Regions from separate parts of the Homo sapiens genome. Here region 1 is linked to region 2. The links are chromatin contacts, found by Hi-C or POLR2A ChIA-PET in ENCODE. All regions are on one chromosome and are shown on one strand. Each heading gives the region's core, a stretch centred on a gene start or an enhancer-like site at or near the end of the contact. The rest is flanking DNA. Distances are from core to core; before and after follow the strand shown.

The links. A loop is a pair of places that touch in the nucleus more often than their neighbours do. ChIA-PET counts read pairs that join two places held with the same protein, here RNA polymerase II (POLR2A). Pooled maps may share reads with other maps.
Region 1: a map of mammary epithelial cell shows a loop between it and region 2 (4-fold over the local background). The contact joins the promoter of OR1F1 here to the promoter of ZNF200 in region 2. A Hi-C loop is called at or near these places in 10 of 168 maps with a recorded cell type or tissue (CD4-positive, alpha-beta T cell, CD4-positive, alpha-beta memory T cell, CD8-positive, alpha-beta T cell and 5 more), 17 of 37 single-sample maps with no recorded cell type and 17 of 50 pooled maps. POLR2A ChIA-PET finds 5 or more read pairs at or near these places in 23 of 52 experiments (CD4-positive, alpha-beta T cell, CD4-positive, alpha-beta memory T cell, CD8-positive, alpha-beta T cell and 18 more).

The regions. Positions count from the first base shown.
Region 1 is chr16:3,186,264-3,192,060 of GRCh38, reverse strand. OR1F1 (olfactory receptor family 1 subfamily F member 1) reads right to left here and starts at 3,857. Exons shown (of 4, transcript NM_001370640.6): 1 at 3,582-3,857; 2 at 2,263-2,312; 3 at 724-823. It overlaps TRP-TGG3-5 (tRNA-Pro (anticodon TGG) 3-5), which reads right to left and starts at 3,967; the gene lies at 3,896-3,967. It overlaps TRP-AGG2-8 (tRNA-Pro (anticodon AGG) 2-8), which reads right to left and starts at 2,427; the gene lies at 2,356-2,427. TRK-CTT4-1 (tRNA-Lys (anticodon CTT) 4-1) reads right to left here and starts at 560; the gene lies at 488-560. It also overlaps TRP-AGG1-1. RefSeq lists silencers at 1-278, 2,299-2,458.
Region 2 is chr16:3,232,463-3,237,715 of GRCh38, reverse strand. ZNF200 (zinc finger protein 200) reads left to right here and starts at 2,558. Exons shown (of 5, transcript NM_198088.3): 1 at 2,558-2,729; 2 at 3,880-4,210; 3 at 4,795-4,883; 4 at 5,169-5,253. The coding sequence starts at 3,961. RefSeq lists enhancers at 2,240-2,449, 2,460-2,519.

The DNA.
Region 1 (5,797 bases), core at 2,608-5,107, 47 kb after region 2:
GGGCTCGTCCGGGATTTGAACCCGGGACCTCTCGCATCCTAAGCGAGAATCATACCCCTAGACCAACGAGCCACAGCAGCAGGCCCTTTACTTTTCTTTGTGGCAGCCGTGGAGTACTTGGAGCGATAAAGCTCAAGCCTGCGAAAGCAAAGTGACAGGAGACTGGGATTGCAGACTCAGTGGGTGGGCCAGCGCCCCGGCCCCTCTCCGCACCGCACAAAGTGGGGAGAGGCCCCTGCACCCCTCACACCCATCCTGTGGCCCCTCAGTTCTCACCCGCCCCCGCCCCTCTGCCCCTGGCTGGCAACCAGCCCGTCCCGGTGCTGCCTTTGGTCATTTCACTGACAATCCTTGCTGCTGGGAGCGCGCGGAGACCAAAATTCAATCATTGAGGGGATACCATCACAGAGCGCGATGTGGCACCTGGTAGTGTTCATTAAATGCTGGCTGTTTCCAGAACTCCAAGGTAGCAAGGAAGAAAACAAGTCGCCCAACGTGGGGCTCGAACCCACGACCCTGAGATTAAGAGTCCCATGCTCTACCGACTGAGCTAGCCGGGCTTCCCTGGGAACGTTTTATGTCTAGTAATTGGCGGGGTGGCATGAGAATAGTAGAAACTAAGTGACGTAATGAATCAGCCCCAGAAACCAGGGCACACTGGGGGTCCCCTACAACAGGTTCAGTTCCACCCCGACATCCCCGCTGGTGCAAGACTTTGCTCACCGCTCTGCGATCTCCCATAAATGGAGATGACCCGCCAGAGGCTCCTTCCGCAGGGCGCTGGCATAAATCTGTATTCTCTGCCGTCCGCTGAAATGTCCTCCTTTCAGAAAGAGAAAAAACATACCCACACTGCACGCACCTAAAAGAGTCAACGACAACCTCTTTTTGGAGGCCACTCGAATTACAGGAACAGGAGAGTTCTGCTGTGTATCGGGCAAATTAACCCATCTTTGGAGCTGCAGACAGAATGTCTGAAGCTCACTGGGAGCTCACAGAAGTCCTCGCAGGTGTCGCTCCGCACTGTAACCTACTGTGACGTGCATGTAGCTGTTCCGTTTCCATTACTGTGTGCTTTTATATCTAGAACTATTTGGTTGTTTTTTCAATCTAGAAGGTTCAAAGGAGAGCATTTTACATAGGTCCCGTTGTCAAAGATATTTTCTTTATTGCCTTTCCTAAGGATAATTGTATTACAGACTTCCCAATAGTCTGCATCCAAAATGTTTGCAATTTTGTTTCTGTTGCCTACTGTTGATGACTTGTTGTTCATGATACCTTGTTTTGCGGTCTTTTTTTTTTTTTTTTTTTAGATAGAGTCTTACCTTGTCACCCAGGCTGGAGTGCACTGGCGCCATTTCAGCTCACTGCAACCCCCATCTCCGGGGTTCAAGCGATTCTCCTGCCTCATCCTTCCTAGTACCTGGGATTACAGGCGCCCGCCACCATGACCGACTAATTTTTGTATTTTCAGTAGAGACAGGGTTTTACCATGTTGGCCAGGATGGTCTCAATCTCCTGACATCAGGTGATTAACCTGCCTCAGCCTCCCAAAGTGCTGGGATTGCAGGCGTGAGCCCTGCCTCCCTGCCTCCTTGTGCTGGGTCCATTTTCCTTGTAAATTTCTTTGATTCTTGATTCATAGCACGTTCTCAAACCCAGCGTCCCAAACAAAAATGAAGTCCCTGCCAATAGAATCTGTCCTCAGAGTAGACCAGAGGAGGCCCCAGTCCTGGTGGGCGCTGGGACTCAGGACGGGGTACCCGGGTTCCAGGGTTCAGTCCGTACTCCTTCCAAAACCAGGACAGGGGAGCAGAGGAGCCCCAAGAGGCTACACGCAGGTGAGGAGTGACGGGATGTGGGGAGGGAGAGGTCTCTGGACCCCAGACGCAAACACCCATAGCCTATCTCCACTGCTCGAGTGCCTGGCTCACTCTCTCATTAAGACTGCGACTGCTAGAACCGGGGATAGTGGGTGGGAGTCCCAGGCTGGACCTTTTAAGGCGTCTGACTGTGAAGATTCGGCTCTTATTGTATATAGGGACTTGTCTCTTCTTCGGTGCCTCGAGTTTGCACTGCCAGAAGTAACAAAAAACAAAACAAAACAAAACAAAAACCACCAAAAACCAAACAAACGACAAAAAAAATAGCTTGTCAAAAGGGCTCTGGCAACACTGGTGACAGGACTCTAGATGAATTTTAAGAAGAGGTAGTGGGATAGTAGGCGGCGTCAACATAGCTTGAGACCTTTGTACAAATTACCTTTGCAGGGCGTCCACGTCCTGCGCTGAGGTCTGTAAGTCGAGCCGAATCTAAAAAAGAGCAGGAAACGACTTTTACCCTGCACCAAAAGCCGGGCTCGTCCGGGATTTGAACCCGGGACCTCTCGCACCCTAAGCGAGAATCATACCCCTAGACCAACGAGCCACACGATTTACGCATTAAGGTTATCTTTGTGGGCGTCCTAGCATCCTGGGGGCGGCTGGGGCGGACCCAGCAGGACCCAGTGAGTAGAATCTTATTTCAGACCCGCCTGGAAGGGGCAATTTCAAGTGAGGATGGGTGTGGCGGAAGCCCAGAGCCCCGGCCCCTCCTCCGCGACGCACAAAATGGGGAGCAGCCCTGGCGCTACCACAATCCAGAAGGGCCCTGGGTCCTCGCCCGCCACCGCCACTCGGCCTTGAGTTGGGGATTCGGCGTCTCCGAGGCGCGCAGTGAGGAGCTCCAGCTTCCGCAGGACATGGGAACCTCCCAATAGCAGGCAGCGGCTGCGCTGAGGGTCTGCGAGCCTCGATCACTGCAAGCTCGCCTTGGAAACGCTGCAGTCCCTCAGCGTGGCACCAATGGGTGTTCAATAAAGGCCTGACGGAGTGCACGAGACACCAGCTACCAGGCACCCTACCTCGCCGCACCTCACGCTTCTCCGGCTCCGGTCCTCCCTTCTCCCCAGGGAAGCCAAAACCCAGAAAGCGAGTTTCCCACGTGGGCCTCGAACCCTAAAGGCTGACGCTGAGAGTCTCTTTTCTCCATCGACTGAACCAGCCCCGCAGCGCCTGCCTGGCCTCAAGTGCCCAGGATGGCTGAGCTCTCGGAGAAGACGGCTTAGGCCACCAACTACGCTGCGCACCAGGGGCGATTCTGCGATGCGCCCCCTTGCCCTTCACTGGGGGGAGCTGGCGGGACCTCCAGTCCCCAGGACGTGAGGAGGAGCAAGAATGAAGGCCGTGGGGCAGCAGGCGTCGGGCATCGGTTCCGGGGCACCCTTTACTGTCACTCTGCCCTTCCCTGTATCCAGATTTCACCTGACTCCCGAGAATCCAGCAGATCTGGGCTAAAAGGGGCTCCCTGTCCCCTCCAGATCAAAGCCGCGAATTCCCTCGCTCTCAGTGGGAAGGCCCCGGGGTCTGGGGGTGGGGACAAGGGCCGAGACCCCCACCCCGCCAGGGCCGACTGAAGTGCTGCCCGCGGATGCCCGGTCTTCCCCGCCTCCCTCCTCTCACTCACTCCCCTCCCTTCTCCCCCGCTTCCGGTATTCTCCCCTTCTCCGAATAAACTGGAATTTTAAGCGGAGGAGGGCTCACCTGGGACTGGAGCAGCCATACTCTGGAATCCTAGAAAAAATTTATGCCCCTGTAGCGACCAATGAGCCCGGCGCATTCTTCCTTATTCTAAATAACCTCCTCCTGCTGCACGGGGTCGTCTCCTTTAACCGCAGTTGCCGCAGTTGGCAGCGCTGGATCCCATTTCACCAAGGCGAGCGATTCAGGCCCGTCCGTCTGCGTCCCGGGACCCCGGGAGGTCTCCACTGAGGCCCTGCCAATAGCAGCCTCCCTCCGCCTTCCTAGTCTCCTGTCCTTGCTGAAAATGCGAAATGGGAAAAAAGAGAAGGAAAAGGGGGCTCGTCCGGGATTTGAACCCGGGACCTCTCGCACCCAAAGCGAGAATCATACCCCTAGACCAACGAGCCGCCGCTTCCTTTTTTCTTTTTTCTTTTTTTTTTTTTTTTTTTCCTTTTTCTGGTGGGGGACACGTCCTTCCGTCCCTGACGCAGAGCGAGACTCTCTCCATCGCCCCAATAGCTCAGTCCTTAGCGCGCGCACCTGCGAATCTTGACTTGTGGGTTCGCGGCCACCCTCAGATTTCCGAGGCAGGCTTTACTCCTGCTGGGTAAACCAACAAGGTTACCCGCTGAGGTTATGAGCTGGTGGTTTCAATGTCGTGCTGGTATGATATATAGGTGCATTTGCCTATTACTAAGGTAAAAGGATTTCCAGGCAGGATAGAGATGTCAGAAATCATAAAGGAAATACACAGATTTTATCCAAGGTTTTAAAACGGCAAATGATAATCCAAAGAAAATACAATCGAAGTTACAAACTAAGGGCTTATTACTGGGCTACATAGATTTCGAATCCTTTAAAAAATTACATAGGCATATTTTTAAAAGACATTTAAGAAAAGAAATGAAGATCTATGACAAAAAAGGCTTCGTCTTCCTCACCTGGGACTATGGAGCATAAACGCTGCTTGCCGCAGCCTCTCTGGCTGGCAAGTGTAGCCTCGGGCTGGCCCTAAGGGCCATAGGTGGAAAACAACTGAGCCTTGAAGTGGAGACTGGAGAAAAAGAGATTGTCCTAGAGCTTGCATGGGAAGAGTTTCGGGACCCAGAAACTGGAAACATTGGATTTCCGTGACAAAGTTTGCCAAGTAGCAGTACATGGTGCAATGGGTGTGTCTGGAGGCTGGCGTGAGGCGTAAAAGGCAGCTGGGCCCGCTGCTTCAGTGACTTCCTTGAGACTCAAAGGAAGCCAAGGAGAACCCTGTCTACTCACCTGCAGGCATCTCTCCCGGTGTCTTATGTATTGTCTGCTCTGGAAGTCACAGAAAAGTGAAGGAGGCTGGGCGCGGTACCTCCCGCCGGTATTCCCAGCACTTTGGGAGGCCAAGGCGGGTGATCACTTGAAGCCAGGAATGCGAAACCAGCCTGGCCAACATGCCAGACCGCTGTCTCTACTAAAAATACAAAAATCAGCCTGGTATGGTGGCGCGTGCCTGTAGTCCCAGCTACTCAGGAAGCTGAGGCACGAGAATCGCTTGAACCCGGGAGATGGAGTTTAGAGTGAGCCCAGACTGCGCCACTGCCCTTCAGCCTGACAGGGTGAGACCCTGTCTAAAAAAAAAGAAAGAAAGAAAAAAAAAAAGGAAACAGAATAGAGTCCAACTGCTCATTCTCGTCAGTTACTGAATAGGGACTAGACTCTGCTGGTTTCCATGAACTAACTCATGCTGTTTTCTTTCTTTCTTTTTTTGAGACGGAGTTTTGCTCTTTTTCCCCGGGCTGGAGTGCAATGGGGTGATCTTGGCTCACCGCAACCTCTGCCTCCTGGGTTCAAGAGATTCTCCTGCCTCAGCCTCCCAAGTAGTTGGGATTACAGGCGTGTGCCACCATGCCAGGCTAATTGTTGTATTTTTAGTAGAGACGGGGTTTCTCTGTTTTGGTCAGGCTGGTGTCAAACTCCTGACCTCAGGTGATCCGCCTGCCTCAGCCTCCCAAAGTGCTGGGATTACAGGCGTGAGCCATTGCACCCAGCCTCATGTTGTTTTCAGCAGATGCACGAGGAGTACACCATTATCTTCATGTCTACAGATGACACAACTGGAGCCCTGGAAAGGTTAAGGAATTAGTTCAAGTTCACACAGCCAGGAAGTGCCCTGGAAAGTCTGGCTAGAGAACCACGTAAACAGCTGTCTTTGCACACCAACAGGTAATTCACAGAAAAAGGAAAGCAAACACACA
Region 2 (5,253 bases), core at 1,309-3,808:
AAAGTGTAATCTCTCCCTTTTCTCCATTTCCATTCCCTCCCTCTGAGTAACCATTTTATTTTTATTTTACGTATTTATTTAGAGACAGAGTCTTACTACTCTGTCGCCCAGGCTGGTGTGCCTGTCACTCAGGCTGGAGTGCAGTGGTGCGATCTTGGCTCACTGTAACGTCCACCTCCACCTCCTGGGTTCAAGCAATTCTTGTGCTTCAGCCTCCTCCCAAGTAGATGAGATTACAGGCACCCGCCACCACGCCCGGCTAATTTTTGTATTTTTAGTACAGATGGGGTTTCCCCATGTTGGCCAGGCTGGTCTTGAACTCCTAACCTCCAGTGATCAGCCCACCTCTGGCTTCCCAAAGTGCTGGGATTACAGGCATGAGCCACTGCGCCTGGCCATCCCATGAGTAACCATTTTAATAATCTATTGTGTATCCCTCAACACAAACATACACAAGGTGTTTTGTTTGTTCCAAAAATATAATTATGCATAATATATGTAGCTCTGAAACTTTTTCATGTAATATTTTATGGCCATCCCTCCAGGTGTACATATAGTTCCAATCCATTCTTTTTCATAGCTGGGTAATTTCCAGAGTATGAATGCACCAATTTACTCCTTTCCTTACGTATGAACATGCATGTCATTTCTAGTTTTTGTCACTACAAAGAATTCTACAAGAAATTTGTAGACATCAGATTCACAGATGAGATTGTGAAGGTCAAAGGGTACATACTTGTACTTTTAATTTTAATATATATTACAAGATGACTTCACACACCACACTACCAGCGAAAGGAGTGCCTATTTCTCCACCTTCATTGTTTGATAGGTGAAAAATGTGGTTCCCTTTAAAAGTGATAATCTTGACTAGTAGTGTGGTTAAGCATCTTTTTAAATGTTAATGACCAATTAGTTTTCCTCCTCTCGGGAAGAGCTCCTCATTGCCTTTGCTTTTTGTCAGTTGGCAGGGGTTCATTTTGTCTTAGGAATGTATAATCTTTTGTGTAGCTAATCTTTACAATTATCTTCCAGTCTATTTCTTGTTTGTTAACAGAGTCAAGAAAAAGTTCTTAAAAAATACAATCACACAGGTTTATATTTTACTTCAAGACATCTCAGTTATCTGTTTTGCCTCATAATTCAAACCATAATGCTTTGATTAACGGAGGCTTTTTAGTAAATTTTGATCTGAAAAGGCAGATATTCCTTATTTTTCTAGAATGTCTTGGTGCCACACAGTTTTCATACTCGTTTCTTTGTAACATATTTTAAGCCATCGTCAGCCATTAGTCAGGTATAATTAACTTTAAGAAGAGGCATTCATTTATATTTTTACTTTTGTCAACTTTCTGGAGGCTGGTATTACATCGAGAAATAAGGCCATCCCTGCCCACAAGTTGTCCGAACCCTGATCAGTGCGTCACTGGGGAACGAACCGAGTGTGGATACAACGCACAAACACAAAACTCTGTTCGGCCTCCGTAGGAAGCTGAAATTGAGAAAGGAAACCGAGACAGTAGGAGAAGGGCAATTAAGATGTCTTTAAAAACAAGACGGCCGGTGCGGACAGCAGTGTAGAAGTTAGCAAGCTGGAGTGGGCAATGTCGGTGCCCCATCTCTAACCTATGGGAGTCACCAGAGCGGGGGCGGAGTCCCATGGCGGCCACACCCTGTCCGCCTCCGCAGTCTTTTTACTGGAGAACCGCAGTAAAAGGCGGAAACCGCGGAGGCGTCTTGATTTTCCGGTCGGAGAGATAGCTTGCTTCCTTTAAGCCTCGGGGTAGGGGGGTGGGGAGGGTAGGGGGGTGGGGAGGGTAGGGGGGTGGGGAGGGTAGGGGGGTGGGGGGGTGGGGAGGGTAGGGGGTGGGGGGGTGGGGAGAGTAGGGGGGTGGGGAGAGTAGGGGGGTGGGGAGAGTAGGGGGTGGGGGGGTGGGGAGAGTAGGGGGGTGGGGAGAGTAGGGGGTGGGGAGAGTAGGGGGGTGGGGAGAGTAGGGGGGTGGGGAGAGTAGGGGGGTGGGGGTTGGGGGGTGGCGCCGTGGGGGGTGGCGGGGTGGGGGGTGGGGGGTGGGGAGAGTAGGGGGGTGGGGGGTGGGGAGAGTAGGGCGGTGGGGGAGTGGCGGGGTAGGGGGGTGGCGGGGTGGGGGGTGGGGGGAGCGCGGGCGCTGGGTGGGCGGGGGGTGGGGCGGTGGGGGGGCCTGCCCCGCCCCAACCGCCGCGCCTGACGGTCGTCCATTGGTTGTTTGCATTCGAACTACATTTCCCAGCAGGCCCTGGGGTTAGACTGGCCGCAGCTGGAGAGGTGCCAGCCCGTCGTGGATGACTAGAGCCAACCACCTGCCTTCCGTCTTCCAGGCAGAACCACAGAGAGGCTACAGCCGTCCTGGCCTCCCTCCGGCCCTGAGAGCTCCTCTGGCCTGTCTCAAGTCTTAACGTCTCAAGCGCAGACTGCCGGCTCCGAACGGGGAGACCAGGCTTCTGCACCGGAAACAAGGCACCGGTTGTGACGTCACAGCCGCAGAGCGCCCGACTTCCCAGAAGGCACCGAGTCCCTGCCGTTCTCCTCAACTGGCGGCGGCGCGAACGAATAGTCGCCGGCGACCTGTGAGGGCACTCGGAAGGGCGAGGGGAGGGCTCGACCGCTCGCGCCTAGTTTTTCTATCTCTCCCGGAGCCTGAGTCTCTGAGCCGTCCCCAGCAAACGCTCAGGGGCTGCAGAGGCCCCGAGAGGTGAGGGGCTCCGTGAGGGCGGGAACCAGGCTGAGGCCGCCTCTGGGGAGCGGAGCGTGTCCGTTGCTGAGGGAGCAAGGCCGGGTAGGGAGCCTGGTGAGCGCCTCAGGCAGGGGCGCACGCTGAGCTTTACGGTAAAGGTGTTCCTTGACCAGCGGAAGAGGCCCCAGAGTGAGCCTGGCCCGGCGGTCCTTAGTGGGATGTCGCCTGCCGCTCTCAGCAGAGCTTTGACGGCGGAGAGGAGTCGGCAGGCGGTGTGTGGACACCTCCTCGGCCTTGCATCTGCTCCCCGGGAGAGTCACCAACCGCCTCCCCGCCCAAAGGGCACCGGAGGGAGCTTCGGTTCGAGGGGTACAGTATGGCCAGATTCAGTGACCAACCTGCTTTTAGGCAGATGTCCTCGGTATTGACCCCAGATTTCCTGTCTTCTAGCCCATTGCTCTTTCTCCAAGCCTGATTTAACCTATTCCTGGTGGGTTTTACACACCGTCTTTCTTTCTGTCTTTTCTTTCTTTTTCCTTTTATTTTCTTTCTCTTCCCTGATTCCCTTCCTCCTTCTTTCCTTTCTCTTTTCCTTTCTTTTTTTAGAGTCAGGGTCTTGCTTTGTCGCTCAGACTGCAGTGCAGTGGCGCGATCACAGTTCACTGCAGCCTCGACCTCCTGGGCACAAGCAATCCTCCCAGCTCCCCAGTAGCTGGGACCACAGGCTTGTGTCGCCACGCCCAGCTAATTTTTTTTTTTTTTATGGAGTCGGTGTCTTGCTGTGTTGCCCAGGCTGGTCTTGAACTCCTGGACTCAAGCGATCCACCCGCCAGGGCCTTCCAAAGTGCTGGGATTACAGGTGTGAGCCACCGGTACCTGGCCACACTTTGTATTTCTCAGGAGGCTGGACCTTGGCCTTCTCCGCTCCACCCTTACTCCCTTCCCTTTGGACTTGAGGTTTGCACAGTCTCTGTTTTTCATTCTCAGGATCTTCCTTTCACATCTTCCTAAGCATATCTTGTTCAAATACTGCGTTTCAGTTATGATTTCCCTATCCCAGCTGTCGTTTTCTTTAGATCTCATGTAGCCTCACCAGCCATGCCACATATTGGAGTGCAGTAATGCCGTGCCTGGTCTTTTGGGTAATCCCTGGTTTCTCTGTCTACAGCTTGGCTCTCTGGCAGATTTCCTCTAGTAAGAGGTGGCTCTGGAGGCCCCGCGAAACGAGTGTGGTGTGTGGTTGCAAGGCATGATGGCTGCAAAAGTGGTTCCTATGCCCCCAAAGCCAAAGCAGTCCTTTATACTGAGAGTTCCGCCAGACTCCAAGCTGGGCCAAGACCTACTTCGAGATGCCACTAACGGGCCCAAGACCATCCACCAGCTAGTGCTGGAGCACTTCCTCACCTTCTTGCCCAAGCCAAGCCTGGTCCAGCCCAGTCAGAAAGTCAAGGAGACCTTGGTTATTATGAAAGATGTGAGCTCAAGCCTTCAGAACAGAGGTGAGAAGCACATGCTTGTTTCACTAGAAGAGGAGGAGGAGGTACTGGAGTCTAAGATAGGTTTCTGTGTTAGTTATAAATTCAAGTTAGGATGGTGTATATTGGAAAAGGAGTCAATTCTAGTGTTGGAAAGAGGAAGTTCTTCTCAAGTGCTGGGTGTGAGTAAGGCCACAGAATAAACAGTGTGCATCTTTCTGTAGTGTCAGTTTTACCCAAACATTCTGAGGGAAATATCTTTTAAGGATAAATCAGATGAATTATTGAGTTAGGTTGATGTGGAATTTTAGAAATTTTGTGCTTTTTCTGGGCATCTTCACACTTTACGTTGCCCTAAGCTCTCCTTTAGTAATACTCTATGGGAAATTCTGAAAGGTGCTTAGAGAAGTCATTCTTTTCATAACAGGGAGATGCCATAGGTTCAAGACCCTAGAGTTTATGGCTTGAACTCTATAAGGGCTCACAGGAGCAGAAAAGGCCATGAGTTACCTGTCAAAGGAATGAGGACAGCCTGGCCTCGCGGTATGGGGAGTCTCTGTGTTAGAGTCACTGAGTTTTTCACTAACTAAACCTTCCTCTTTCCCCAGTGCATCCTCGTCCCTTGGTGAAGCTTCTGCCCAAAGGAGTCCAAAAGGAACAAGAGACAGTGTCTCTGTATTTGAAAGCTAACCCTGAGGTGGGTTTGGTTTTCCCATTTACTGCCTGAATCCATCACCTTCCGTGCTTGGCCAACCTGTGTGTAAAAACACATTCTTAGGAGTTGGCCTTCTTGGGTGTTTTTCTTCTGCTTTTTCCTTGAGCCCTTCTCAGCCTGGCTGTCCTGTCTTTGCTGCACCTCTGTGGGATTTATAGGTCCCTCTTGCTATCCCTTCCCTTGATCTTTGTGTGTCAGCTTTTCTTACCAGTAGGGCTGTCAGTGAACCTCAGTTACTAAGATGAAAGGGGCCTCTTGCTCTTTCAGGAGCTGGTGGTCTTTGAGGATTTGAATGTATTTCACTGCCAGGAAGAATGTGTGAGCTTGGATCCTACTCAACAACTCACGTCAG